Regions from separate parts of the Homo sapiens genome. Here region 1 is linked to region 2. The links are chromatin loops, found by intact Hi-C in ENCODE. Cell type or tissue: Calu3. All regions are shown on one strand. Links, peaks and the distances in the headings refer to the core of each region. The heading gives the core; the rest is flanking DNA.

Evidence for each region. Peaks named below come from ENCODE experiments on the same cell type or tissue, not always from the same donor. Only the 100,000 strongest peaks of a DNase experiment are listed, where the experiment ranks them.
Region 1: it touches region 2 in a loop (2.0-fold over the local background); 3 of 110 quality-filtered maps call a loop at or near these places.

What each region holds. Positions count from the first base shown.
Region 1 is chr12:106,588,009-106,604,245 of GRCh38, forward strand. The region is part of intron 1 of RFX4 (regulatory factor X4); the gene reads left to right. The region is part of intron 1 of LOC100287944 (a long non-coding RNA gene); the gene reads right to left. Among named protein-coding and RNA genes, the nearest start is that of RFX4, 13 kb to the left of the region's middle. RefSeq lists a silencer at 13,023-13,317. In Calu3, for the core only: no CTCF peak of the experiment used is centred there; a DNase peak (open chromatin) is centred at 13,123.
Region 2 is chr12:106,641,268-106,656,178 of GRCh38, forward strand. RFX4 (regulatory factor X4) reads left to right here. Exons shown (of 18, transcript NM_213594.3): 4 at 12,961-13,084. All of the region lies in intron 1 of LOC100287944 (a long non-coding RNA gene), which reads right to left. Among named protein-coding and RNA genes, the nearest start is that of RFX4, 66 kb to the left of the region's middle. RefSeq lists an enhancer at 3,168-3,669. In Calu3, for the core only: no CTCF peak of the experiment used is centred there; DNase peaks (open chromatin) are centred at 1,994 and 4,024.

The sequences.
Region 1 (16,237 bases), core at 5,355-13,354, 48 kb before region 2:
ATGAAGGGTTAGACAGCTCACAGGCTGGGATCTCTGACAAGGTAGACATTTCCCTCTATTCCTTTGGCTTTACTGTAGAATCCAGGAAGCAATATATGAGCTGGTTACCACTATCTGAAATATGACCCACTGCACAATTAGGTAATTTCTCCTCGAACTAATGATATATTATTTTTTGCAAATCATTTGGGATTTTAAGAGTCAATAACCATGAACAACTCTTTTTAAAGGCCCAGAATGTCCTTTCTCATTGCCACCTGCAGTGCATTCCTTAATTGTTTGGCCAACTCCCTCCATCCCCAAAGGATTTACTAAAAGACACTAGACTTTATGGGGCTGTATCCAGTGCCAATTTAGGGAACACTGAAATGCTTCTAGATAATGAAGCTGGCATCACAGACCCTCACATATGTGAGAGAGGAATACACATTGGCCAATGTACTAAAATGCGGCCATCAAAGGAAAATCACTCCACCCTCCACTGCTCAAGTTTTTGGGAAGAAGTCTCTTCTCACGCCTAGGCATCCCTCCTGATGACAATCTGGGCAAAGGAGCCCTTCTCCTTTCCCTGAGATTCCATTGCCTCATTTGCAAAAGAATGGATTGGGTGTAAAAATTGATATGCTCTATTGAGTTGGTGCAAAAGTAATTGTGGGTTTGCACAACCCGCAATTACTTTTGCATCAACCCAATAAAATTCTACCTCTCAATTATATGCCTGTGTCCGCGTTTGTGTTCTGACATCTATGTCAAATCTTCTGGGTACTTTGTTTATAAAGTAGTTTTACTGACATTGAGCCTCCCAGGCACTCCATGAGCGTGGCATTATTCTGAAACATAGGGTTTTTCTTTCATTTCCAACATTTTAAGACTGATTTCTAAGCCAAGTTGGTCTGTTTGCCTCAGTGTCTTTTCCAAAAAGGCTGAGAAGATATAAAGTGGTGACATCACAAGTTGGGATGCCGGACACTCAGGTCTCTACTCCACAGGTTCCTGAGAGCCCATCCTACGTGTTCTGCAGGTCACTTGGGAAACTCTTCAGCTGCCCCTCTGATGGCCATAAGGCTCTGCAGGATGGAGACGGTGGGAGAAACCCCCAATGTTGTTTTTAACCTCTTCCACTCTATTTTAGATATTTGCAATTTTATTAAGGTTTAGGGGAGAGAGAGAATGAACTTGAAGAGTTTATTTGGAGGTATCAGGTAAAAGTGAAGTTTAAAAAAAGAAGAAAATAGACTACTTTGGGTTTTATTCAGTCTCACTTCCTGACTACCTGCTAGGTGGCAGACCCTGAAGATGAACAAGGTCACAGTCCCTACTGTCGAGGACTTCAGAATGCATTTACTAAGAGAAGGTATGGACACACTGAGAGTGGTGAGCACTACAAGGAACATAAAAATTGAGTCATTTTGGAGCTTAGAGGAAAGGATGCTCTCTCTTGCTGAGTACCTACCATGTATCAGCTCTGTAACAGGCACTTTTTCACACATTAGCCATTGAAGCCTTATCACAACTCTGCATAGTCTCTTTTTAGGATGAAAGAGGGTCTGGAACCTGCCTGAGGTCTCAACTGGTACATGGCAGAGCTAGATTGGAGAGCAGACTAGGCAACACTCATGCCCTCTCCCCACCCAGGCCACATCACCTAGACTCTGCTGTCGTGATAGGTCAGGGTTTAGTTATGACACTGGCTTTAGGTGGATTTGAATCCCACTTGGTGAGAAGGGAAACAGATGGATGAGAGTGGAGAATCACAGAATGTTGTCTTCCCTGGGCTCCAGAGAAAACCCCTCTGAAGGAATCCTGTGACTCCGCCTTTAAGGGGGATTTTAAATGGTGGCAGCAATGGGAGGCAGTGTATCACAGCGGTTGAGTAGAGATTTGGGGCACAGACAAATCTTGGCTTTCTTCATTCATGTGTTCATTCATTCATCCAAGAAGACTATGTGTCTCCTATGTGCCCAGCATTCTGCTACATACTGGGCTTAACAAAAATGTCATCTTTGCTTCCCTAGAGCATAAGTTCTAGACCCACAAATAAGTAAACACAAAAATAGATAATTTCAGTAAGTGATTAGCAATATGAAGGAAAAAAACCTATCTGGAGTAATAAAGACAGAGCATGGTGATGGGGTTGTTGGCTTCATAGGGTGGCTGTGCCACGTAAAGCTGTGAGCATTTGGTCTGGAAGCTTAATGTTGCTGAGCCTCAATTTTCTTATGGGATTGATACAACCAGCTGATACAGCTGTAGTGAATATGAAATATGAAAGTGGTAATAGTTAACATACGTTCCATACTTACTGTGTCTTCACTTTGCTAAGCATTTTAAGTACATTATCTGTGTAATGCTCACAACAATCCTATTAAGAAGAAACTGTAATTATTAAGAAGAAACTGTTATTATTTACAGTTTAAATAGAGAAACCAACAAGTTAAAGGAAAAATTGAAACTAGAAGCTGACATGTTCAATAAGTTTCTGAGCCCTAGGAAGCTGGGCTGGCAAGCTGTACCTCGATTGCTTGGGAAGCAAGATCACTCTTATTGTGTGTTCCTAACTTTCCTGAGGCAGAATGCAAGTAGGAGACCTAGCTTTTCATTTGTATTTTAAAAAGCAAATGTTTTAAAAACACTGTGACAGAGAAAGGATATAATGGCCAGGTGCTGTGGCTTATGCCTGTCGTCCCTGCACTTTGGGAGGTGAGGCAGGAGGATCACTTGAGGGCAAGAGTTGGAGACCAGCCTGGGCAACATAGTGACACTCTTATCTCTACAAGAAATTTAAAAAATTAGACGGACATGGTGGTGCATGCCTATAGTTCCACCTACTCAGGAGGCTGAGATGGGAGGATCACTTGAGCCCAGGTGTTCAAGGCTGTACTGAGCTCTGATCACACCACTGCACTTCAGCCTGGGTGAGAGTGAGACTCTGTCTCAAAGAAAAAAATAAAAAAGAAAGGAAGGAAGGAAAAGAACAATAAAAAAAGAAAAATTAAAAAAAGAAAGCTTATCCAAGAGATGAGTAAGTGGCAGAACCAGGATTTGAGCGGAGGGCCCACAACCCAGCTGGCTGGCTCTTAGATCCATACTCTTAGTCATGAAGCTGTATGGACAATCTCTTCTTCTTTCTTTCTTTCTTTTTTTCATTAGGGAGAGGGTGGCAGTGGGAGGAATGCCCAGTAACATACGTAGCATTTTAGCAAAAGTAAATGACGTGCTATTTTCTCCCTATATGAAAGTGTTAAAATAGTCCCTTTTTTTTTTTTTTTTTTTTTTTTTGACGGAGTCTTGCACTGTCACCCGGGCTGGAGTGCAATGGCTCAATCTCGGCTCACTGCAACCTCTGCCTCCCAGGTTCAAGCAATTCTCCTGTCTCAGCCTCCTGAGTAGCTGAGATTACAGGTGCCCGCCACCACGCTGGCTAATTTTTTGTATTTTTAGTAGAGATGGGGTTTCACTATGTTGGCCAAGCTGGTCTCAAACTCCTGACCTTGTGATCCACCCACCTCGGCCTCCCAAAGTGCTGGGATTACAGGCGTGAGCCATCGCGTCCGGCTAAAATAATCTTTTAAACTGTAAAGGCAAAATGTATAATTGTTGACAAAAATAGGGACATAAGTAAATCATTCATACCTTTACTACACACGTGAAATGTACTTTCATCTTCTTTGGGATTCACTCAAACTTTGGTTAATATTTGCTTTGTCTCTGAGAAAGTCAAGGCTTCATTCATGCAACAGGAAGAATAATAGAATGAAGCAAAAGCAGCTAAGTAATATGATAATATATGGAGCCTTTAGGTAACTTAAACAATATATTGCATCTAGAAGTCATTCACAGATATGTGTTAAAATATGGCTTCAGGGGTATGTAGTGTGACTTAGTGAAAAGAACATGAGCTTTGCCATCAGACAAGGTTCAAATCCTGTATCAGTTACATTCTTGCTGTGTGACCCAGAGCAAATTATCTTACTTCTCTAAGCCTCAGTTTCCTTCTTTGTGAAAATGTCTACTCACTACATTCTAGGATGGTTATGAAAATTCAGTAAGATTGCACGTGTTAAGTATTTGATTTCATGCCTGACTCCTAAAAGTTGCTCGGTAAAAGGCAGATATTATTATTATTATTAACAATAATTATCTGGCCTTCCTATACTTTATTCTAGGTGTCTAGTTGGGAAAGGGGATAAGAATACTGAAAAAAAAAATGTAGACTGTTTTAGAATACCTAGATGTGCTTGTACTATGTAGATACAACCCCAGTTTTAATGTTGAGATAAGTCATTTTTTTTCTGAAGGGTTTAGACCAAAAGACTAATTTTATTTTTATTTCTCCACCTTTCCCATGAAGAAGGCATTTTATATGCCCCTGTTTGCCATTATTTCATCCTTGTGTTTTCCAGTCTGTTAAAGGAAGTGGAAAATGTGTCTTTGTGGAGGCAACACCTGTGGGCTTGAATTTAAATCCTGGAAGAGAGATCTGTGGTGTACTCAGAGACGACGTATGTTGCACAACCCTGATCGAGGCCCCTCCACAACTCCTGATGCCCTTCCAGTTCTGGAATGTGATGGCCCACATTTTTCATGCCTCTTCCTCTTGCCTTCCCCCCACCCCAGCCCCCTCAACCACCCAACCCTCTTATGTTTTTAGGCATCACTGTTTTAAGGATTGAGCCATTTTTACACTTGGTTTTCAGGAAGTAGAAAACTCAGTTTCAAGTGAGCCGTTCTCTGGAACTCATTTTAGCAGGATGCAGAGAGAGTTTGGTTCTTTTGCCTTTCTTGCATTTATATATATATTTTTAACGTGAGGATAAAACGTCCATTTGTTCTGTTTTTGTCTTTACACTTTGATGTTTACTAACACTGCAGTTTTTGAGTTCTTGAAATGTTTACGAGAGGGAAAGAGATGATAAAAAGCAGAAAAGAATGAAATGCAGCCATTTTGCTTTCAGTTGAATTGGGTCCAAATTGAGGCAACTAGGGCTGGATTGACCTGTGCCGGGAGATTACGGAGTTTATGTGTGTCATATCCCACCCTCAAGGCAGGAATACTTCAAAAGATGTGTACAGTTTCCACTTTTCTGGTTGGTTATTCTTCCATAAAACATAAAAGCATTATTGTGCCTCGGAGCAATCAATAATTATTAGTAGAGAGGTGAAAATGGACACGTTGGATTTGTATTTTTGTAGTTGTTTTGTTTTAATTTAAAAGAACAATGAGAAAGCCTTTGAAAAGGCTGCAACCCGGTGAAGGTTAGTTAGCACTTTGTGTCCTGTGTGTTTTCCAGCTACCCAGTAGTTGTGCTAAAGACCGGTGTTTAGACACAACCTAAGTGAGACTGCTGAATGTAGCAGATATTTATTTAATCAGAATGGAAATTTACCACTACATAAGCACTGATGTCCTGAATCCATCATGTTGGAGAAAATACAGTATCAGTCAATGGAAGCAAACTAGTCTTTGAACTAGATTTTGAATGGACATTTGGATAATCTAACGAGTGATTAGTGATTGACAATTACATCTCCAAGCCAGCATCTAATTTTTGAGACACAAATGCATTTTGTGAATAAAATGATGTCAGTGCCTTTGTTTTGAATCTTGGCCATCAAATCATCGCAAGTTACATTACACTTTTGAAGAAGGAAGTGTTTCTTGGAATGTTGCGATTATAGGATTTATAATTTTTAAAAGTGAGCATGAAAGAGTTTTTGAGTTCTACGTTATCTTTTTCTGAACGTGATTAGTCCAAATTTGGGGTGTCCATACATAGAACATATTTATAATTTGTGTACTGAATCTAAATGCTCATGAATAAGTCAAGTTTCTATTGAAGTCATTAGGATTTTATAAAGTTCCAGAATTGGCAGAATTGGGTCCATGGTATAAACTCAAACCTATTTATGGTGGAACTGATGGATTATTCTAAACATTTTGCCAAGTTTTCTTCATGGTGTTCACTTCCACTGCTGATAATAAGTCTAGGGTGAGGGAAGAAGTAGGGTGCCTTTGTAAAGTTATTTGCCTCCCCAAAAAGAAAATCAACACAGTTTGCTTCCTCCTTAAATGGCTACTAACCGGGCTAAAATTTCTTTTACTTTTATTTCTTTTACTCAGTGACTCCTTTTTCAAAAGTAAAATAATTTCTCCAACAAGCATTATTGGACATCACAGAAAATAAATAAGTCTGCCTCAGAAAGCTCTGGGAGTTTACAAGGGAGAAAAATTCCAGAGGGCTTGAGGCCCTCAGTTAAAACATTAAAACTTTTAAGCTTTGGAGAGAAGATTTCTAAAGCGTCGAGCGGTTGTTGTGAGAAAGGCTTTGGTCTCCGTGAACTTTTATTTTCAACTCAGTGGGCAGAGTTTTTGAGGTTTCTGTGGTTTGGGTAGGGGACCTTTTCAGAAATGCCAGGCTTTTAGAAAAAACACAGCTTTTCTTCTAATCAAGGCTGCGTTTTAAAGTTTGAAAACTTTGGTGTGATGACAAGAATAAATTATTTCTCTGCTACGTTGAGGTTTCCTCTGGGTGCCCAGGCTGCGGGGCATTCTCGCCTCGGCTGCCTCACAGGGCACAGCTGAGGAGGCGCTGGGAGTGGGAGCGCCGTCAGTCCAGAGCTCGCCCCGCATGTACTGGGCAGCCTCGCACAGAGGCCGGCTGAGCCTTGAGCGCCGCTGGGAAAGGCTGCCGAGCTGAGCAGTGCACAGGGATCCAAGCCACGGAGGACCTACACAAGGATGCCCCATGGATCCCGTGTTCTGCTCAAAGTTTTTCTTGGTATTGAGAGGGATTAAAAAAAAAAAAAAGAAATGAAAACACCAAGGCTGTATGTTGTATATCGATAGCTGATGATAAACAGAGCATTTTGAGAAGGAAGGGAGAAAGAGAGGGAGGGGGACCCCAAGGGAGGATGGGAGGCAAGGAAGAGACCCCATCAGAATCATTTCCATAATTGACAGCAGGCTAACTTAATGAGTTTTTTCAAAATTATTAGTTTCTTTTTTATACAAGTGAGTCCCTTTTGGAAATTGAGTAGCAGATTAATCAAACTTGTAATTTTTTCCAGGCACTGTGCTGAACACTTATGCATGTTACTTTATTTAACTCACATATTGACTCTATGGTATTATTACTCCCAGTTTACAGATGGGGAAACTGAGATTCAGACAGCCTAGTTAACAATATGTCCAGGCCAAACCCCTAGTGTCAAACCAGGATTTGAACACGGATTACTGTGATTCCAAAGCCAGGTTGCCTCCTTGCCTCCCCAACTCCAGAGCTAGAAGGAAGACCTGAGAGTTTTACATTCTAGTTCACCTCCTCTACTGCATAAAGTTCAGGAGGTCCAGTCATTCCCTCATCCTGGTGGGAGACAGCAGCTCACACTGCCATTCTTTGGAGTGTACTGTCGTGGGTGTCAGTGGGCGACTGGGTGCCACTGGCCTTGAGATGTGACTCTAGCAGCAGGCTGCTGAGGATGCCCACGGGCACTCCTCCCTGAGTGGGTGCCTCCATGCAATGTGTGCCTTTCATCTCAAATCATTCTCAGAGCTTCTAAGTTCAACCTGGCACCACCACTAGGCCAGTATCTTCCCACCTGCCAGTTACTTTGGGAAATCTGACATCTTACACACATCATCAAGGGCTTCATTTCTATTTACTTACAGACATGATTTCACTTAGAATAGGTTCAACATAAAAACCTTGCTGTTAAAAGAACAGCACCTTCCATTTGTATAGCATGTTACAGTCTATAATCATCGATAGAATCATTAACAGTGCGGGCTCTGGAATCCAGCAGGCTTCCTGAGAATTGGTTTTGCCATGGGCTGGATATATGAACTCAGCAACTTAGGTAACCTCTCTGAGCCTCAGTTTGCTTTTCAGTAAAATGGCACTATTCAAATACCCACCTCATGGAGTATTGTGAGGATTAAATAAAGTAATATGTAAAGGAACCAGCACAGGTCTTGGCACATTGTAAAAGCTCAATAAACAGAAGCTGCTTTAAGCACCACTTGCAAGGAGAACCTTGTGGTCCTCTAGTGACTTCCAAGACCTTTTCCCCCAACCCCCACACACAAAGACCACATAGGATGATATGGTTTGGCTCTGTGTGCCCACCCAAATCTCATCTTGTAGCTCCCATAATTCCCAGGTGTTGTGGGAGGCACCTGGTGGGAGATGATTGAATCACAGGAGCAGGTCTTTCCTGTGCTGTTCTTGCGATAGTCAGTGAGTCTCATGAAATCTGATGGTTTTAAAAACGGGAGTTTCCCTGCACAAGCTCTCTTTGCCTGCTGCCATCCACGTAAGATGTGATTTCCTCCTCCTTGCCTTCCACCATGATTGTGAGGCCTCCCCAGCCACATGGAACTGTGAGTCCAATCAAACCTCTTTCTTTTGTAAATTGCCCAGTCTCAGGTATGTCTTTATCAGCAGCATGAAAACGTACTAATACACAGGAAAAGGAAACAAAATTTTATAGAATTTGTTCTTCCACTGTGTTCAGTCTTTTGAGGCAATATCTCATAAACCAGTGAATTGGAAGGATCATTCATTCCCATTGTACACCTGGTAAAACCAGTAAGATTCGGTCACATGCATTGGTCTGTACAGCAACTGAGTATCCAAACTGAGGTTTGTTGTTCCAAAGCTGATCCTGCTTTGTTTAAACCAGGCCACCTATATCTCAATTAAAAACTTATAAGAAAGTGTATTTTTCATTCCGATTTTATATGGTTATTTGGAGCTTTTCCTTTTTCAAGAGTTTTGCCTGTGTAATTTTTATCTGTGTTTAGCACAGTACATAGCATCTGCTAGAGTGGCTTGCACATAGTTAGTGCTTAATAAATGTTTATTTAATATATAAATCAATCCATTTTTAATATTACAAAGGATGCTGCATCTCTTTCCTTACTTTCTAGGAAGCCTGGCCCAAGGGCCCCTGCAAACTTGTTTGTGCCTGATAAATTACAAACTTGTTTGTACCTGATAAATTACAGATTAACTAACACTCTTTGGATCCCTTACTATGTGCTAGGCACAGTGTGAGTGCTTCATTCATTCATTTCTTTCCCTCCCTCCTTTCTGTCCTTTCCTCCACTTCTATTGATCTGCTATTCTGGGCCAAGGGCTGTCCTAAATACAACGAATAGTGGGTGAATAAAGTACAATCAGCACTTAAGGAGCTTATATTATTTCTTCTAATCCTCATAATAACCTCATGGGGTAGTTTTTTTTTTTAATAGGAAGGAAATTGAGGCCCATGAGGTTAAGTAATTTGCCCAGGGTTGCAGAGCTTACTTAGTCAATTGTAAGGGGAGGATTAGAATTAGTGTCTTTCTGGCGTCCAAGGCCAAGTTCTTTTAATTGTATTGGGAGATCCAAGAATCAAACAGGAAAGGTGATTTCAGGTACAGACTAAGGTGGGATGCCTTAGAGGTGGGCCTGATACATTCGCTAAGACATACAATGCTTAAATCATGTAGGCACCTGATGTGCCTTATTAACTCAATTCTTACATAAACCCTGTGAGCTGTTACTGATACTACTCCGTTTTACAGATGAAGAACCGAAGGCTCAAGGAGGTTGAGTCCCTTGCCTTAAGGTCACAGAGCAAAGAAGTCAGAATTGAATCTAGCAGTTTGGCTCGCCAGTCCATGGTCTTAACTATTATACTGACATTAAAAACAATAACATGGCCAGGTGTGGTGGCTGAAACCTATAATCCCAGTGCTTTGGAAGGCTGAGGTGAGAGAATCACTTGAACCCTGGAATTTGAGGCTGTGGTGAGCTATGATGGTGCCACTGCATCCCAGCCTAGGCAACAGAGCAAGATCCCATCTCTAAAAAAAGGTGGTTGGGATGGGGGTGCAAAAATAAAAAAGAAAAAGAGGAAAAAGGGTGCCTCTGTCAAAAACAAACTATTGGGATTACGGTTTTTCTGTGTGGCTAGAACTTGCTCTGGTCCAGGTAGTATTCTATGTGCTTTCTGTGCATTTGTTCACCTAAATCTCACACTATTAAGATGAGGTAGACAGATTATTATTATCCGTATTATGCATAAGGAGACACTGAGGTTTGAAGAAGTTAATTTGCCTTGATTCATTGCGCTAGTAAGTATTAAGCCTAGAATTCAGAAAATTCATTGGTAATTAGTCACTAATCCCACCTGGTAACTTTTCCTTCTTCTAAGTGACTCTCAGGAAATGATTCAAAACAAAGAAAAAATGATATGCACCAAGTCGTTTATTGAAACATTATGGAAAATGGAAACACTTGCTCAATGGAACGTTTGGCATCTTTCAAACAATGATGAATATGAAGACTGTAGTGACCTAGGAAAAATCTGCATAATAATAGAACATTAAGAGAAAAACGAATGGAAATGCTATGTTTGCTAGAGTTACAGTTCTCTTACGTGCACTTATAGATATGAGACTTGCGACCAACACACACAAAAAAAGAAAAGAAAGGTAGTTACCGGGTTAGAGTGGTGGGATTGTGGGAAAATATGTTTCTCTTTTCAATATTTTAAAATGTAATTTCTGCAGTAGACTTACAGGAAAGAAAAAAGCATTTTGCCTAGGAGAAGGGTGTTTTGGTGGCTTACCTCAAAAGTTCAGGCTGGGTTAAAATCTATTTGGCTTCTGTAGCCAGGAGTGCCTGGCTCCTGAGCTTTTGGGGGAATTCACATCCCCAAACAGAGCAGGAGAGGTAAAAATAAAATAAAAACCCAAAAGTAGAAAAGGCAATGATGTCAAGGATGGAATAATATCAGATGCCGTGCAGAGCGAGTAGCCTTGGCCTCAATGATTCTTTTCCTAATTTTATGTTTTAATAATATTGTTATAGTAGAAATAGAAACAAAGAAAAAAGTCTGCTAACATTAAGTAGTAGTAGGTACACCCTTCCCCAGAAGTTGAGGGAAAATGAAATTTTTACAACCTGGTTATGCAATAATGTACATTAATGCTAGTGTTCCCAGGGATATTTTCAGAGCCGAGATCTGCTTTTACATTGAATTTATCTTCAACAGGAGATGGCACTGAACACCTTAGGTTGAATTTTCTCTAGTTTCTGAAGACTCTTGGTGAGTTCATGATCTCTGAACAAACGGCATTTGTGCATCGTTGGGAGTTTCCTCGTTCTTTTTTTTTTCCTCCTCGTTGTTTTTTTTTTTTTCTTGTACATTGCAGGCAATGACCCTTAGTTAATTTCCTTGCCCACTTTAGAGTTTTACATATTGAGTTTCCCTAAAGTGGGAAAGGGCAGCCACATTATTGAGCACCTATTGTACAATTGGTGTTATGTTAGACACAGCTTAGAATTCACAATGAGACTTTAATGTATATATAATTACGAGTATATAACCACAGGTGAGTAGTTAGGTTCGAGTCAGATTCAAATCCCTGCTCAGCAGCTTAACAACTGTGTGATCTTGGGCAAGTCATCGCTGTGATGATGATGATGATGATGATGATGATGATGATGATGAAGGTGATGGTGCTTGTGTTGGGAAGCCATATTCCAGGAGAATGATATTAGCGTCATCTCAGGCTCACCTGTGTCCTATTGTGATTGAGACTCCAGCTGATGAGGAGGAGACATAGAGCCAGTGATCACATGGATTGGCTGGGGAGTGAACACAGTTAACTGGAAAGAGTTCTTATCTTTTCTCCACTACATTCTTTTTTTTTAAACAAATTACTTCATCCCTCCAGTTCAGGTCTCTAAGACATAATGAGCCTCTAGCGGCCTCCTACAGAGGGGGACAAGTAAGTCTCGGTTTGCCTGGCTCAATCCTGGTTTATGCATGTGATCCTGGCAAAATTATTAATAATATTGCTTTTCAATCTCAAAATGTTCAGGTTTGGATGATAAGGGATACGGTCACCCTTACTCCGTGGCCTCCTCTTCCATTCTCTCCCCTCTAAAATATGTTTAGCAGCACCAGATGGAGCTGCCCACAGAACTGCTTTGCTTATGCCCCACTCTACTCAAAAACTTTATGAGCTTCTCAACCACCTACTGAATACAATCTAGACTCCTTAACCCAGCATTGAGTACAGAAGCAAGGCTTATGTATGTGCATCTCCTATAGCATCTCATAAAGTGCTCATCAAGCAGGATAATATCAGGAAACACGTGTTGATACCTGAATCAATGTGTGTAGTCATGCTCAGGCTGCTTGTCAGTTTCTTGAAAGCATCTTTCTTCTGCCTGCTTCAAGAACTTCGCACATGCTGTTCCTTCTGCCAGGAACACGCTTCCTCCCTCTCTACCTGGTTCATGCCTTCGCATTCTTTAGCTGCCAGTTTAATGCTGCTTCCTCCAAGAAGCTTCCTAACTCCCCCAGATTAGACCCAACCCCCCTTTTTTTCTCTCGCGTGGCACTCTTGGTAATTGCATCTCTGTTTGTATGATTATTTATAGTTGACCACACTAAACTCTAATCTTCCAAAAAGAACTGTCTATCGAGGCTGTGTCCCTCCTGTGTAGCCAGCCCCTGGTGCATGGTATCCCATAAATAGTTGCCAAATGCAGACAGGGATGAATGAATGTGGGTTACCCTTTCTGAGCCAGTGCAGTCCGCATCACCTGTTTAAAGTCCTCCAATAGCTTCTTAGCGCACTTGGAATAAATGTGAAGTTCCTAGGAGGGTCTGCGAGTCCCTACATACTTTGGATTCTTCCCAACTTTCTACCTCATTTCCTGCTGCTCTCCCCACCTCCCGCTTCGTCATGCTGGCCTCCTGGCTCCTCCTCACACACCCAAGCCCACCCAGGCCCTTGCACTCCAACATCACCTCCTCAGAGAGGCCTTCAGTGTCCCCACTGCCCAAAAAGCACCCCCACCTCTCTTGATCTCCCATTCTATGGCTTTATTTTCTTCATAACACTCACTTTCTGCTGTCTTCTTGCTAATTTGTCTCTGTCTCCGCCACAGAATATAAGCTCTCTGAGAGCAGAGACCTTGTCTGCCATGTTGATCACTAGCTGCTCAGAGCCTGTCAAACAGTAGGTTCTAAATCAATATTTGGTAAATGAGGGAAGGAATGAAAGCAGAGGCAGGGCAGGGCCCCTTCCTGGAACCCAGCAGCCCCTGGGGCAGGACCTGTGGCGTTGCCATGGCAACCCACTGACCTGAGCCACCCCCTGGAGAGGCCACAGCTGCTGGCTTCCTGGGCTTCTCCAAACTCCTGTGTGTCGCCACTGCCACCGGCAGGGAGCCAGGAGAGAGACAGAAAGGGGCTGAGACAGAATGATCAAAAGGAGAGCCCACCCTGGTGCGGGAGGCGACAGGACCAGGCCTCGACGGCGCCGTTCCACTGGTAATGACCAGGGCCCAGGGACAGGAGACTGGGGTGGGCCTGGCACCCTCAGGGGGAACTGGGGCCAGGCCCGCCTTGGTAGCTGTGAGTGTGGCATGTCAACTCTTTTATGTAGCGTTTCTGGAGCTGCAATTTCCTAAAATAGGCCTCAGCACAGTGCCCTGAGAGACTGTTGATATAGTGTGAATAATGGCCTCTATTAAATCCCGGTGACACTTTTTAAGTCAGGCAGCGTTTTCTGCAGGTATTGCATAAGTCAGGACCTCCCTGTTCTCATCCAGTGCCTCAGGAACAAAACTCAGCGTGTTCACTTCTCCACTGCTTGAACACCACGGCTGGCTCCCAGCTGCCTGCAGGCTTCGCGGCCTGGTGGGCCCGGCGGGCAAGGCCTTTGCAATCTGCTCCTAACGGACTCTTCCACCTGTCTCCCACCACTGGGAGTCACAGGTCGGCGAACTCTTCACCTTTCCCAGAACCACCAGGCCTTTCACAGCTTTGTGCCTTTGTCCTGAAGGCAGCCCTCCTGCCTGAAATGCCCTGCTTCCCTCCTTGGTCTGGCAGGTGCTGAATCCTTTAAGGACCAGCTGAAATGCCACCCCCTCTGTGAAGCAGCCAGGCTTTCCTCTCCATGGAAGCTCTCCTCTCTATGCCCCACAGCATCTTATTATAATACCAAACACTCCTGGTACCTGCTTGCTTGTAGAGGCAGTGTGGGCAGTGTGGGCATGAGGGCAGTGAGTGCACCCCAGCCTCGGAGTCAGGCAGACCTGACCTAGCTCAGCCATCAACTAGCTTCTCTGGATCTGAGTTTCATTCTTGCAAATCAAAGTTAGTCAAGTCTCTGCTTCAGTTGCTGCGAGCAACAGAGATGAAGCATGTGGAGCGGGGCAACCAGCCCTGGAGGTTACTCAATAAATGCCAGACATCACCATTAGGCATCTGTCCCTGTCACTCAGCCGTGAGTTCCTGGTGGATAGAAACCATGCCTTCCTCATTTTTCTATGGCCCTTAAAGCCAAACACACTAAGTGCCTTACCTTTATAATTCCAGTTAATCTTTGAAGAAATCAGGTAGGTAGGAATTTAGGACAATTTAGGAACCATCCCAATGTTACATAACTAGTAAGTGGCCAGGCTGGGATTTGAAATCCAGTCAGATTTGAGCTCCAAACCCCACATTCTCCCAAGCCCGTCTCTGTCTTCTCTTTCATGTTGCACCACCTCCCCGTCAGTCACTCTGCATCAGCCACCTGAGCCTTCTTGCCATTCCTCAAACAAGTCAAGCATGATCTTTCCTGGGGTTGGGGGTAACCTTCGCCCTTGTGGTCCCCTCTCTCTGAATCTTGGGAAACCTTGCTCCCTCACTAAACTCAGTGTCTGCTCATAGGCTCTTTCTTCCCAGAGGCCTTTCTGGTGGAGAATCCCCCCTCCTTGTCTCTCATTCTCTATTCTTTTCTTCCTTTACTTTTCTTCATCACAAGCATCGCTACAGCTATGTGCCCAGTACTGTACTAGGCTCTTGGGGACAAGGTACTGAACAAGATAGACAAGGTCATTCGAACTTACATGTTAAGGGTGGGAAAAATAAGTGATTTAAAGAAATGGAATAAACAAAAAAACCCAAGATACTTTTAGGTCTTGAGACGCTAGTCCACCAGAGATATCCTGTGTAATATATGTGTGTCCTGTTGAATAGCTTTTGTTCATCCCCTCTGTTTGAACATCGAAGGCACTTGATAATTATTGGAAAATGAATAAATGGATGCAGGGATAATCTAAGAGGTTGCTGTCAGTGTGTGCTATAAACTTCAAGGATTACCTGGCTCTTGATAACCGTCTTAATAGGCCCTCCCTGCCAGGTCAATATGGGTTTGTGAGGCACCACTCTGAACCTTGAACTGCCTTGGACGTGCCATGTCCCTGATGCGGCTACTTCTGGGTTATTCTTTGCTGCTGTAAAGAGAATGAAGCCTTGTAGAAAACATGATAACTATATATGGCTCTGCTCAACCTCATTATATGTACCCGAGAAAATAACTTCACATTGGGGTTTCCAAATCTTCAGTCCAAAGTGCAGAGGCATAAAGATCTTCCTCTAAGGTATGTGGGCTGAACTCCCTGAAAGTGAAAATCCATAGGCATTATCTGCCTCCTCCTTTCTGCCCATAATCCCAGATGAATCAGGGGAAGGGATGCTTCACAGCCCAGGAGCCTCTGCTCACGGCTGTAGGCAAATCCCGTTGGGCACTTAGCACAAGCTTGGTCCTTACTAACAGGTCAGATGATTTTTATAGATCAAGAATGAGGCAATTGGGAATAGGAAGTTATCCCAGTATGAACTGAACTCTCTTTCTCCTATGTCCCATGCAGTCCCCAGAACTCAGTACCAGTATTGCAGCATTGATCACAGTCTGCCTTCCTTTTAGAACTTTTGCTTCAAGCCTAACTTTCCATATCTATAAATAGAGATATGAAAACATAACATGTAATGTTGTTCTGGTCCCAATTTAGACAACATATGTGAAAATGGCTTCTATGGTACCTGCCACACAATAGGAGCTTAATAAAGTTTTTAGAAAAAGCATGCATTTATTGTGCGACATCTATGGAGCCAGCCACAGCGCCAGCCACTGGGTGTGAGATGATGGACAAAAATGACAGGGTCCCACTCTCATGAGCTCAGGGAGTAGCACGTGCCTTACTTTCTACTTGGTAACTAGAGGGCAGAAGCCAGTCTTATTCATGTTTATATCACTACAGCTTCTCTCTCTTTTTTTTTTTTTTTTTTTTTTGAGAATGGAGTCTCACTCTGTCACCCAGGCTGGAGTGCAGTGGTGCAATCTCGGCTCACTGCAACCTCTGCCTCCAGGGTTCAAGTGATTCTCCTGCCTCAGCCTCCT
Region 2 (14,911 bases), core at 1-8,000:
TCTGCCACTTACAAGCTGTGAAGTCTTGGGCAAGGTCCTTAACCTCTCTGTGCTTCAGTCTACTCACCTGTAAAATGGGGATAGCAATAGTGTCTAGCTCATAGGGTAGTCATGAAGATGAAATGAGTTGTTCTATAGAAGGTGCTTGAACAGCACCTGGCATGGGGTGGGGCTCAGTCCTTCCCTCAGCACACTCCTTCCTTCTGAGACCCACAGGGACCACCTGGAGCAGGCCCCGTCTCCTCCCTGGCATAGGCACAGCCAGTTCTCCTTCTATGGTACCTAATTCTGCACAAAATATCTGTTTTTCTAAATAAAGGGTCACATAGATCATTCCAGAAGAAATTTCACCCTCCAAGTCACAAGGTCAGACAGTGAATTTTTTTTAATGATAAGTCTATTTTCAAAGCCAAACCAAATCTGAGAATTTGTACATATTCGCCTATTCTTATCAAAAGACATCAAGTTGTTCAAAGAACATTAACGTTTGCTCTAATTATCTTTATATTATATGTTTAAGATAGAATTTCAGTCATTAACTAATTCAATAAATGTTTACTGAGCACCTGGTATTTGCTAGCTCCTTGTTCTAGGCTCTGGAAATGCAATGGTGGATAAGGTAGACCAAGAAGAGGAGCTGATGACAGGGGAAAAAGGGGAAATATCTATATCTATGTCTATATCTATCTATATCTATATCTATCTATATCTATATCTATATCTATATCTATATCTATATCTATATCTATATCTATTTTTTGAGATGGAGTTTTGCTCTTGTTGCCCAGGCTGGAGTGCAATGGCGTGAGCTCGGTTCACTGTAACCTCCGCCTCTTGGGTTCAAGTGATTCTCCTGCTTCAGCCTGCCGAGTAGCTGGGATTACAGGCATGCACCACCATACCCGGCTAATATTTTATTTTTAGTAGAGACAGGGTTTCTCCGTGTTGGTCAGGCTGGTCTCAAACTCTGGACCTCATGTGATCCACCTTCCTCAGCCTCTCAAAGTGCTAGGATTACAGGTGTGAGCCACCGTGCCCGTATATATATGTCATTAAACTAATGACACTCAGGGCACAGTGGCTCACGCCTGTAATCCCAGCACTTTGAGAGGCTGAAGTGGGAGGATCGCTTGAAGCCAGGAGCTCAAGACTAGCCTGGGCAATATAGTGAGACCCTGTCTCTGCAAAAAACAAAAAACTTAGCTGGGCATGGTGGCATAAGCCTGCAGTCTTACCTACTCTGGAGGCTGAGACAGGAGTATCGCTTGAGCCTTGGAGATCAAGACTGTAGTGGCCTGATTGTGCCACTGTACTCAAGCCTGGGTGACAGAGCAAGACCCTGTCTCTATTTAAAAAAACAACTAATGATTGATAGATAAACAAGTAATGCATTAGATAGTGAGAAGTGCTGTGCAGAGACTTTAGCTTGGCTAATACGATAGTGTCTGAGAGGCTATTTCAGGTTGAGCAGTAAGGGCAAGTTTCTCTGAGAAGGTGACATTTCAGTGGATACATGTATGACACCATGACAGTGTGAAAACCAGGGACAGGGGAATGTTGCAGGTGGAGAGAACAGCTTCTACAAAGGCCCCACTGTTGCAGGTGACCTCTCCAGATTGAGCAGAGTTGTGCCTACAGGTGGTTTATTAGGGCATGCGCCCAGCCTCCACGCCCATAGGGGTGTGAGGGATGCTGGAATAGACAGAGGGGGTGTTAGGCAGTGAAGAGGTTATCACAGAGGCTTCAGCCAATCCTACAGGGAGTTCTGAGGTGGAGATGGCCAGTTAAAAATGATCTGAATCAAAGCAACGGATCCAGACCTTTATCCCCCAACCCCATTGTCCATCACTGAATACAGGCTGCCCCCAGGGTGGGGGTGTAACTTGGGAGAGGCGGTTGCCTTCATGTTTTGCTGAGGATCACTCCTTGGAATGATTCAGCCTCCCAGTAGGGGGAACAATGTCTCAGTGCCTCAGGGCAGTCTGGGCACACTCAGCGTCCACCACTCCTTCCCGGGATGGGAGCAGGCTGAGCTTGCTGAAGGACCCACGAGAAGGTGGCCCATGTGGTTGGAGCATAGCACACATGGAGGAGAATGACACAAGATGAGGTGGGAGAGGCAGGCAGGGGAGAGGCTACATAAGCAGTAGGGAAAAGAAAGTAGGACATTAAACTTAGATAGGAACAGTCATGCTTAAAACGGTGTGGAGAACATGTGACCTCCTACGTAAAGCTGCACATGTATCATCTTTTAAAAAATATGGTTTCAGTATAAAAACTTTCTCTCTCAAAAGAGAGTGGATGCACCCTCCATTTTACAAGGAAAAGTGACATGATTTACAACGTGTCCCCTTTTTGCTGTGGCTGCCGTGGGGTTGAGAGCTAAATCTGATGCTTACAGACTTTTGCAATCACTTCTTTCCTTTGTCTAATTTTCTTCTTCTTTTGCTAGCTTAAAAAAAAACCCAGGATATAAGTAAATTTAATAAATATATTTTTGCTTTACTTTTATTTTGTTTACACAAGAAATACATTTCCTTGTTAAAAAATTAAAAACATTATAGGTAAGACTCCAGTCCATTTCTCCTTGTAGTTCTTTGCCTTCTCCTCAAAAGCAACCCTATTCAGTGAGACATGTGTGTGCATGTGTGCACTTGTGTGTATACATATGTGTAGATATGTATTACAGACCCTTCCCTATGAATTTGCACACATATGTATCTGTAGAAGTTTCTGAAGTATGGTTTTTAATTTAGCATTGTCTCCTTTATAAAAAGCATGCAGATGTATCACACTAAAAATATTGACCCGCAACCTGTTATGCTGTATTGATCCACTACTTGCTTTCTTCCTTAGTAGAATGTCCTGAAGCTACACTCATGGTTCATAAAGAACAACCTCATTTTAACTGCAGCTCAGTGTTTAGCATAAGACAATGGCAGAATTAATGTTGCCATTTCCCCTTTTTTTTTTTTTTTTTTTTTGAGACAGAGCCTTGCTCTGTCACTCAGGCTGGAGTGCAATGGTGTGATCTCGGCTCACTGCAACTTCCACCTCCCAGGTTCAAGCAATTCTCCTGCCTCAGCCTTCTAAGAAGCTGGGATTACAGGCGCGCACCGCCACATCCAGCTAATTTTTGTATTTTGGTAGAGATGGGGTTTTACCATGTTGGCCAGGCTGGTTTTGAACTCCTGACCTCAAGTGATCCACCGGCCTCAGCCTCCCAAAGTGTTGGGATTACAGGCATGAGCCACCCCACCCGGCGCCACTTCCCTTTTGATGAACATTTAAGTTTTGTTCAAATCTCATCTTTGCCATTACAAGTAGGGCCTCACGGAACATCTTCGTGTGTGCCCCCTTGGACACCGTGGGAGTGTTTCTTCATGTCTGTATCAAGAAACAGAATTGCTCCATTAACACTTAAAGTGTTGATGGGATTGCAAAATTACCCATCAAATGGCTTTACCATTTTATATCTTCATCTGCAGTGCAAAATACTTACAAAACAAAACAGGAACCTAATGCTAGGACAAGCATCTCATTCTCTGAGGCATTTATGTCCTTCATGCTGTGCCCTCTCTCCAGCGGCAGTGGCCAGCCCCTGAGGACAGAGAGGAGGGCAGGCCCAGGAAAGGACACTGGCCGCACCACTAAGGCGCCCGCCACCCGCCTGACAGTGTCGAGCTCTCCTGGGACATTTGGCTTGTTATTGGAATTGGGTTAGGAGCTATTTGCTTCTCCTTCTTCCCCTTCCTTGCCACAAACCCCCTCCCCCTCCCCCTAGAACAAATAACACCGCTCTAAGAACAAATAATACAGCAGCCAAGCAGCCTAAAATAATTGGGGACACGTGATCTGGAGGCAACTCCCAGCAGAAAACAGGCAAATATTGTCAAATGCCTTCTGCCAAACACTTTCCAGCATCCTCGGTCACGAGGGTTAGTAAATCCCAACTCACTGGGGATGGTGAGCGCTGCTGGAATCCCGGCCGCACAATAACCTCTATTCATGCAGAGAATTTCGAAATGGAAAGCAGCCTGTTCCGCAGTCCCGGCCTACTTGCTGCCAACACATGCCCCCTCCGTGCCCCGCCCTCGCCCGCCACCCTTGCCGCCCTTACCCAGAGCTCCTTGTACGCCTTCTGGGTGGGGACGTTTTCCCTTCCAGCAATTTACTGAAGAAATGAGGCTCTTCCAAAAAGGAGGACAGAAGATCAAATTGTCACTTTCGGGGGGGATTGGGGGGAGATTTTCCTTTCTTTTGAAAAAAATTAAATTGAGGACTTGGGTGGTTGACAAGCTATCAATATTCCAAATTAATATGAAACAAAAGAAATTTATAATTTCTCTTTAGAATGTTCTGGAAGGTCATAGGTAAGACATTGGGTTTGGCACTGTTCCAAAGAAGAAATACATTGACATTTTAGACCAGATCACAGCTGCTAGATCAGACTCATTGGATGTAACCGATAACTGACATTTTGCACCCTTTTGTGACTTGATTCTTACTCAACAGTGACAGAACATTGCTTTCATAATGTGAGTTAGGTAACATGGTTCTAAAAAGGGAGGCTGAACACTTTTAGCTCTGAACACAACCAGTGTTGATAGATAATGCCACTAGATGTGACTGTGTCCCTCCGGATGACCTCAGCTACAGATGGAGAAAGGTCAGTTAAGCTGGACAACCCAATGCCAAGGGCAGAAATTTCTCAGGGAATGAGATGCTGTGTTGTGGAACCACAACTTTTTTTAAAAAAAGTATTTTGTGCTGTGGGTAAATGTGTCAAATGGTAAAGCCATTTGACGGGCAATTTTGCAATCCATTAGCATTTGAAGCACATGCAGCCAGCAGCTGTGCTTCTTGATGCTGGCAGGGAGAAACACTCCCACACAGGTGTGTAAGGGGGCACATACGAAGATGTTCTGCGGGGCCTTATTCATAATGGCAAAGTGCAGTAGAGATGAGTAGAGTACTGGGTATAGGTGGAAAGGGACCACTGAGGAGGTAGCTTCTGGTAGGGGATGGTGCCAAAATCACCTCAGCTACTGTCCAGGACAACCAGAGCTCTGGGCTGCAAACCTGTAGCCTAGGCCCCAAAAGAAGCATTCGGAACCAAATGGAAATTGCAACACTGTGCTTAATACATTGCCTAGTTTTATCCAAAAAAAAAAAAAAAAAAAAAAAAAAAAGAGGGGACTTGAATAACCAAAAACTGAGCTGAGAGATTCCAGAAGCTACCTAAGCCCAGGCCTTACTAGAACACTAATTCAGTAGGTTGTAGGTCAAACCCAGCGTAGGAATTGGATGACTACTGTTCTGGTCCAGTTTAGACATTACAATGGCAGGAATAAATCTCTGATTCAGTCCATTGCCCCACATCAGCCAAACCTACAGGTTCAGCAATCACCCGTGGGATGCCAGGCTTGTCAGGTGATGTCACTGCTGAGCACACCTAATCCTCATGAAAATCCTGTAGAGAAGGCAGGACAGCTACCTGTATTTAAAGAGGAGGAAACCAAGGTAGTCTCTTTCTACACAAAGAGGGGGACATTCCTGACTCCCCAGGGAAATCCTCAACAACAAGGAAGCTGGGTCAGCTGAAGTCCCCTGAGAAATGTCAGTGTCCACACAAATGCATGTTTCTGATTGGCTCGTCTACTTGGCAGCAAAGCATGGCTTAATGGTTGTGTAATGAAATAGATTGTTTTTTTGTTTGTTTTATTTTGCTTTGGAGTTTTCTAGACTTAGCCTCAGTCCTAACCAGAGCCTGTATGAGCCAAAGCCCACTGTTTTCTATTCATTTGCTGTCTGGTGGTGTTATCTCCCTAGCTCCCATCTTCCTTCTGGTAAACTGTCAGTTTCTTAAAGGCTGGGGCAAGAGTAGCATCTTCTTGTTCATGGCTGTATTCTACAGTGCCTGGCATATAGTAGGTGCTCAATAAATGTATTCTGACTAACCAAATGAATGTCAGTCTCTGGCACATAGTGAGAACTTTAGAGGCATCATACCTGAGTTCATACTTTTTAAGCCTAGCTTTTCCCAGCAGAGTCGCTGTGGACAAGCCACTTTACTTCCTTGGCCCTCCATTTCTTCCTCTATGTCCTAGGGCATAGTGTTTACTCATCTTGTGGGGGTAGTGATAGCCAATATGAACATCCCTAGCGCAGGGTAGGCACTTGAAAATATAAATCAAATATATTAATATTAACCATGCTTTTCCTTTAACTACCCAGATATTAAGATTAATAAAATACCAGAATCCCTTGACCTGTGCAAAAGCCTGCCTTCCTTCTTATTGGCCTTTCCTCCTTTCCCCTCCTTCCTCCTGCAGTGTTTACTGACTGTGTTCAGGACACAGTGCTAGGAACTATGTTAACATCAATAGGAATTTGGTTTGATCCCTGCCATCAAAGGACTTTCAGTTTAAGATACAAAACATTACCTGAATATTCCACAATATTGTAAAATAATGCTAATTGTTACTCTTTATTGAGTGTCCCCCACAATAAAGGGCCTCAGGCTGTGCATGGATTCTTGTCTAGTCCTCACAGCAAGCTTGGGAGATGGTACAGTTTCTCTCATTTTACAGATGAAGGAAGTGAGAGAGTTCAAGTAACGTGCCCCAGGCTATATGCTTGTAAGTGGTGGAGGCAGGATTCAAAGTCAGTGATCTCAAACTCTAAAACCAGTGCTGGCTCCTGATGAAGCTATTTGAGCCATAAGCTATGAGGAACCATGGCCATCCCTGGGAAGTAGTGAGAGCTTTACAAGCAGAGGATGTGGCTTTTCCTACAGACATAACAGCAGCTGGCATTTAGACCACTGCAGCACTCTACATGTTATTGAATGAATAAATGAATTTGGCAGGGAGGAAAGGATGAAGAAGTGGTTAGCAGATGGGGTTGAGTGTGCACTGAACATAGTTCCATGGAAGAGAAATGTGAGTTGCGCCTTGATGCGTGGAACACGGTGGAGGAGGTCATCCCCTGCGGTAGGAAGGTGATGGATCGTGTGTGTGGGTGGAAGGTGACAAGGTGTGTCTCAGGAGCAGGAAACGATCCAGTTGGCTGGAAAGAGGTATACGTGTGGGAAAGCAGGACGGAAAAGGAGCCAGGGGCCTTGGATGCCACGGTCAGGAATCCAGACTTTTGTGGAGAGGGAACAGGGAGCCGTTGACGGGTGTAGACTACTGTCTTGTCCTGATTGCTTAGCAAGGGTTTTTTTTTTTTCTACATAGTTTACAGTCTCAGATCTCTGTGACAACTTCAGTGATAAGTTAAAATAGTTAATATTTTTAAAAATCCTGTTGTCTTGTAAAGTCTGGGCTTTCTGTAAAAAAAAAAAATCCTGTGGGGTTTTTTTTTTTTTTTTTTGGTAAAAGAGAATGAAAAAGTTTCTGTTCTTGACATGTGTGCAAGAACTTGAGGAGTGGGCACTTTGAACTGACGCAGAGCGACCTTTCCTAAGAATACATCGATCATGCTGCCCCCATGCTATAAAACATCTAATCAGTTTAAAAGATCTCTGCATATACATATAAGAAATCACAGGTTTAAAATGAGGACAGTGGGAAATGATGCCAGGTGCCGAAACATTTGCTTTTCATTGTAAAGTGCTGATACAAAGCTTCCTCCATGTGCCTTAGGAGGCCACATGCTGAAACCTTGTGAGGAAGTCTTCTTAAAAATATATAACTCAGATAATGACTCATGTTAGCTAGCAGACTGAGCTCATTATCTCTCCATAATAGGATAGGCTCAATTCAAATATAATCAAGTTGTTAAATAGAAGATAAGGAAAATGGAAGAAGTGGGAATTTTTTTGTGATCATTAAAAAAAACCCAGGTATAATGGAGCATTGTTCACCATGTCAGACTAATGATGTCCTCTAAAAGAGAGGAGGAAACGAGAAAATTTCATCAGATATGAAGAAGAATAATTAACTGCCTTTCTTTCTGCCATGCTTTGGTCAGGGAAGTGGACATTCCAATTAGCAACTTTAGTAGATAGGCAGAACCTCTGGTTTTGGGCAAAGGTGTCATGATGCTATTCCTGTAGAAACTTATCAAGCATCAAAGGGGCCCTTCCATGCCAATTACATCCATTTGTTCATAGAGCTTATTAAAATGCTTCATAGTTATAAGCCACCTAGTTACTTTGAGGCTCAGAAGCTCCGGAAAGAGGAACAAAACGTGGGCTGAAATGTAGTAATTTAGGAGGCTCTGGCCTTTGACAGGTAACTGTTTAATTAGCCCAGCCTGTGTGAACCATGACTTACACCCATCTGATTTGAATAGTTTGTTGCTGCTATGGGTTCATTTGATGTGATGTTTCTTAACCATGATCTTGTATTTTAATCTTGACCTCTTGGCCAGATTTAGTAAGCACACAAGCCACAAGAACAGCAAATGGAAACTGAGGCACAAGGAGCTTAAATAAAGTAACTTACTTAGAAACTCATGCTGTTTAATGCTGCATTTGAAAGCATGATTTTCACCCTTAACTGTCCTCTCCTTCTGCATTTCTGGTAGTGGAGAATGGAGCCCCCCATTCATCCATTCTGCCCAGTTAGGAACCTGAGGGTTTGCTTGGTTACTCCTGTCCTCCTCACATCTGGCAGCATGAGGCCCACACCCTAAGTGTTACCTCTGCCCCCACAACCATTGCTTCAGTTCATGCCCCATCATTTCCTGCCAGAACTATTATAGTAGCTCCTAATTGGTCTCCTGTGTTCATTCATTCATTCAACAAGTCCTAATTAATCAGCCACTATGTGCCAGGCTTTGATCGTCCTCCTGGGCCACCTCCCCTAGAGGTACAGAGCAAACTTTCCAAAGAATGCATTGATCATGCCACTCCCATGCTTTAAAAAATCTAATTGGTTTTAAAGGATTTCTATCAATTTAAATAATCATATGCAAGATGAATTCTGAATGGTTTGAAATACACATTTGTTTAGTGTGTTCATGGATTTTTTTTTAGCCAAAATAAATTCTAGGAAGCCATTAGCAAAAATAAGCAAAAAGGGATACTTTTATCTTCCCCACAGCTTGTCATACACAAAATTGCAGTTGCCCAAATTGTTCATGTGTATGCATGAGACTGGAAAATGTTCCACTACAAGTGTTGAAGTCAAATCTCTTAAAAATTGCTTAATGGAACTCTCAAAAGTCAAAGATGGCCAGGCGCTGTGGCTCATGCCTGTAATCCCAGCACTTTGGGAGGCTGAGGTGGGAGGATCACTTGAGGTCAGGAGTTCGAGACCAGCCTGGCCAACATGGAGAAACCCTATCTTTACTAAAAATACAAAAATTAGCCAGGTGTGGGACACCTGTAGTCCCAGCTACTCAGGAAACTGAGGCAGGAGAATTGCTTGAACCGGGGAGGCGGAGGTTGCGGTGAGCCGAGATGTCGCCATTTCACTCCAGCCTGGGTGACAGAGCGAAACTCTGTCTCAAAAGAAAAAAAAAAAGTCTAAGATGATACCTATGAGACAGGTGTTTTGTTGTTGTTTTGTTGTTTGACATTCTTTTATTATACTCAAGCCATTCCTGGCAAATAGAACGTATTAAGCTTTAAATTAATGTCAGTTATTGTTGTTACTGATGATATTATTATTATTATCATCATTATTATTCCTATAGCATCCCGGAAGCACTCAGGTCTTCCCGACTCCTTTGAGTCTTTGTTTCTTTCAGTCCTCCTGAGTACAATTCTACCACCTTCTTCTGAAAATAACATTTTTATAGTAACTCTTGAACTCCAAGTGGGTGCTAAATTCTTAAGCCAAATCATATCCATTTGTGTGGCATTTAAAGACTCCCTCCACCTCCCATAGTTCTTCCCTTTAGATACCCTTTCCTTCTCTCTTTACTCAGATCAGCATCTCCATCATTAAAAGCACATGGCACTGTCTCCCATCCTTGCTGTTCTACTTGCCTGGAACCTCCCTCCCTCCCCCAACTACCGTGGCAGAATACCAGAGAGATTTGGAATGAGACAAACCCTCCTATTTACTAGCTGCATGACTGGGCAAATGAGTTACACCCTCTGAGCCTCAGATTCCTATCCTGAAACATATGTATAAATACCTACCTCATGCCATACGGTTATTGTGAGGTCAAATGAGACCATGGATACCCAGTGCCCAGCACCTAGTAAGAGCTCAACAGATGCTAACTGTTGTTGTTACACAATCCTAAACCCAACTCTTCTATGAAACTTTAATTATCTACTCTCATCTACACATCAATCTCTCTGTTTTCCCACCTTCAACTGTACCTATGGTCAGGAGTTTATAGTAATTAAATATTATTTCTTGTGCATATGTCTCCCCAAATAGACTGCAAAGTTAACTAGGACATAGATCATGTCTTATGCCAACACAAGTGCCTACAGGAGCCAGACAAGGAACAGAAAATAGACAGGGTACAAAGAAATAGGGAGGAGTGAGGACTCTGGCCAACTTCAGGGCACATGTAGCTCTGGCCAATTGTTGTCGTGCGGGAATATGGGTCCAGTGTTGCCAGATCTCAGCTTTTTCAAAAGAAGCCAGAAATCCAGATTCTTATGTGCAATGTCCTGAATTTTAAAAATTGGGCCAACACTGTTCAGGCCAAAACAAAGCATGTCTGTGAGACCCCAGTTTGAGAAAGCTGTCTTATTCAGATGGCCCCTACAAGTTTGTACGCGAGCTGGTTATTTGGACCTCTGAACTCACTTTTATAGAGAAACAATGCCGCGAATGGCAGTTAGGGGTCCAGGCTAACCTCCCAGGCTGATTTTCATTCATACTGGACCTGAAACTTAGGACAGTCCTAAGAAACCTATTCTTTATGTGAAACCCTTTTCCCACTGGAAAACACACTTAGAATTCCAATTTATGATGTCAAAGACATACATCAGAATGTAAGCCTGTTCAGGACAGGACCATTGTTTTGTTCACCACTGTTTCCTTAATGTCTAGAACATTGCCTGGCACTTAGTAAATATTTGTTGAGTTAAAGGTTATCTGTGTCTTTGTCCATCTGTCTACCATTAATCTGTTCACTGTATGCAAGCATGGACTATCTTGCTCACTGTGATATCCCCAGCGCCTGGCAGGTGATAAGATCAATAAATATTTGTTGAATGAATAAATGACTGAAATAATCTATCCATAAGACACTTACTGAGCCCCTACTGTGTGCCAAGGAATATGCTGGACCTCAATGATGCAGAATTGACTCAGACACTATCCCAGCCTCAAGGAATTTGATCACCTAGAAAGGATTACATCAACTCTTTCTGGGAACATTTCTAAAAACTATCCCAAGTTACTCAATGTTCCCCATCCCAGAAGCGCGGGAAGTAGATGAGATGATCGGGGACTATTCAGCACCAGGTTTTGTCTTGGTGCTGACAGGTCTGTGTCCCTAGGGTTGTATTCCCCCTCTGTGGGGTTTGGGTATGAAATGATTGAACTGATGTTCTTGCAATCACATGTTGGAATAAGTTGAGCGAGTGCTGCCCTTTCAAGTGGGCACCTTGGGGGGCCGTGTCCTCATTCCACTTCACTTACGACAGCGCTGGGCCACTTCTTTGGCAAATGCTCTCAGAGGGAGTTTTGAAGCCACTTGAGGACATTTATTTCATCACTTTGGAATTATGCCTTATTTTTGACCAAAAAATTGGGGGTGGGGGATGGTTTTCCAGTCACTTTATCCCCCAAACTTGCTTCCAAATAACTTTGGGTTGTTTCCTAAAATCTAGTTAATGATCAAAGGAGAAATGTTTCCTGTTGGTGCATTGATTTAGCAGTAGGTGCCCCAGGCTTCGAAGGCATGACCCTAAGAGAAGTTCCCAAATTGTCTTGTGCCACAGCAGTTTTCTTGGGAAAGGTATTTAACTTTCCAGAGTGCCTAGGACAATGGAGGCAAGATTTATTTGGATGCCTACATTCTGGTGTTTGGGTTAAAGAATAATAAATTTTTTAAACCCTGTATCTAATTTTTGTTTATATCCCCAATATTTAGCACACGGTCAGGACATATAGTGCCCAAAAATGTTTTCTGGAGAGGAAGAACGAATCATGAGGAGGTCTGACGTCTTCTCAGTGCTTCCCATGCACGTGCCAGGCACCATGCGGATGCTTGTCACACGTTACCTCGTCTGATCATTATAACCACTTTAGGAGGCACTTACAATTCAATCCCACCAAAAGGAAACTGAGGCCTGAGCTTAAGTAACTTGCCCAAGGTCACCAAGCCAGCAAGTGACAAGGCTGGGATGTAAACCCAGTTGTAGAAAATCTCTCCTACAGAATCCCTAATGGAGACTCACTAAGAAGGTGATGGGTATAGAATCATTATTCCTAGCACAGCAGAGGAGAAGAGGATTCTAAAGTAATCATGGGGCCAACTTCCTCCTCTGGTCATGAGACCTCCCTTCAGTCAGCAGATCAGTGTCTGTACAGCTATACAGGCCTCTCCTGGGGCATTGGTTTTCCCAGACAATCCCCCTCCATAGCATTTGTCAGCCAAGGAGCTCCAAGATGTTGACACATCCTCCTTGGGCTTTTAGCTGTTACAAATGGCTCCTCAAGTTGGTCTGTGGTTCCATTCCTGGCTGATTGGGGCACCCACAAGACCCTATGTAGTTTTTGGAGTTTGCATGTATCTGATCTAGCCAGAACAAGGCCAGGTCAATGACAGTACAGAGTAGAGGATCTGGGAATTTGGGCTGAAAAAGTAGCCTGGTGTCATACCCAAAGGGGCCAGGATTCTGACACTGCCAAGCCACTAATGCCAGGCATGACCTTGGGCAGCTTGCTTTGTCTTCCTGGGCCCCAGCTTCTCCACCTGTAGAAAGAACGTTATTTCTAAGGACTGCCCATCTCTGGAGGACTAGAAAGAACAGACCGTTCTTGCTTGGGGAAGGTAACACATTTTTTGCTCATTGGGCGTTTATTTCCCTAGGCTGGAGGAGAACTATGAGATTGCAGAGGGGGTCTGCATCCCTCGCAGTGCCCTCTATATGCATTACCTGGATTTCTGCGAGAAGAATGATACCCAACCTGTCAATGCTGCCAGCTTTGGAAAGGTGAGTCCAGCCTCATCAGGCTTGTCCTCCCTACCACCCCAACTTTAAGTAATTTATGCACAGTTTTAAAGCATTTTAGTTATTTTTTTTAAGTTATCAAAGTACTTACTTACTTTGGTACTTTGACAACTTCAACTTCACTGTAATACTTTGCTATCAAAATTTCAAACAATTCAAAAACATTGTAAAGTAAGAAATTCAATGTCTCACTTGAATTTCCTCAGTACTTAATTTTCATGAAGTCACTTATTTTCTCTGAGAGGCAAATATTGAACTCACAAGTGTGTTACATGGATGTCAATCAGCCTGGGACAGGCAACCTGCTTGGCTTAGTCATGTGGATGCCTGGAGAAACTGGAAATGGCCCTGTATCCTTAGATTGGAGGTGTGGGAGTCCTCTGCAAAGAGTGGTACTATTTGCATTATCACTACAGTCCAGACTGTTCTCTTTCCACCTTATAAAAAAAATGCAATCCACATTTAGAGCTATGTCTACAAAAAATTGTTAGCAGTGATCATTCCCATTTAATAGGCCAAGGAAAGCTGTTGGGGCATTCTTTAAGACTGATCATTTATTTATTTGATGGCTACACCAAAAAAATACCCAATTTGAGTCAATACATCTAAACCTTCCTCCTTTTGTTAGCTTCCTTTTTCTATGTGTAATTTTTTCTGCATCTGCTAACAAAAATAGGCTTGTTCTGTACCATGATTTTTTATCAGTTTTCTGAGTGCAGGAATACGAAGGGCTGAAATGGCAGAAAGAGGTCAGTGTATGAGTTTCAGGAATTCCCTTTTCAGATCCCCAAAAGATAAATCATCAGTAGGAAAAGACAAAGAGCCGTGTTAGGGCTGAGCCAGCCACCCTGGAGAGCCCAAAAATGGAGTGGCTGAGAAATGGCTCCATTCAATAAATGGGAGGATGCTCTGTGATGACTTGGGGAGGAAAAAACATTTTTGTGTTGATTAACATGATTTCTCCAAAGTGAAAGGGATGTTTTTTTAAAAGTCAGTGGAGAAACTACCTTTGGCTATTTCTTTCATTCATTTCTTCAATCCTTCAGTATTGGTAGAGACTGGCTGTGTGGCAGGCCCTGTGTTAAGTAGTGGCAGTGGGGACCCAGAAAGGAACTCAGTATGGCTCTGCTATGGAGGTGCCCCTCAGCAGGTGGGAGAAGGGAGAGCACACAAGGTGGATGTGTATGCTACCAGAGCTTGGTCAGGAGTTTGCGGTCCTGGAATATTCAGTGGCACCTACAAACCCCTCGCAGAGGCCACAGTGGAAAGCCCAGATGAGGCCTCTTACATACAGGTTGGGGACAGGTTGGGTGAACCAAAAGACCAAGAATCCTGACTTTCCTGGACTTATTATCTAACCTCTCTAAGCCTCAGCTGCCCCAGCTTCCTCAGGGGGATGTTGCAAGAGTCAACTGAGATGATGTCAGTGGATGATGGAAGGTACTGTTTACTCAGTCATCCAATAACTCAGACATTTATTAAGCACCTACCATGTGCGATTACAACTGTTGCTGTTATGAATTCTGCATGAGATGTCTGTGCATGGACATAAACAGACATTTGTTAGCTTATATTCTGCAAAACAAATAAAAACCCTCACCACTTGTAGAAACTCCAATTTGCCTGCACAAGAAGCCTCTATTCTCTTTTCCTCAACTACTTTTGTAACCCTATTAGCTTGTGGTTTTCTTGACCTCCTGATCTAGGTAAAATCAGTTTAAGCGCACGCCTTCACCTCAGCACCCCAGTCCCATTTTCAATTTAAGTCTCAAGCCTGCCCCAAGACTTCAGCAAATCTCAAGGCATTTG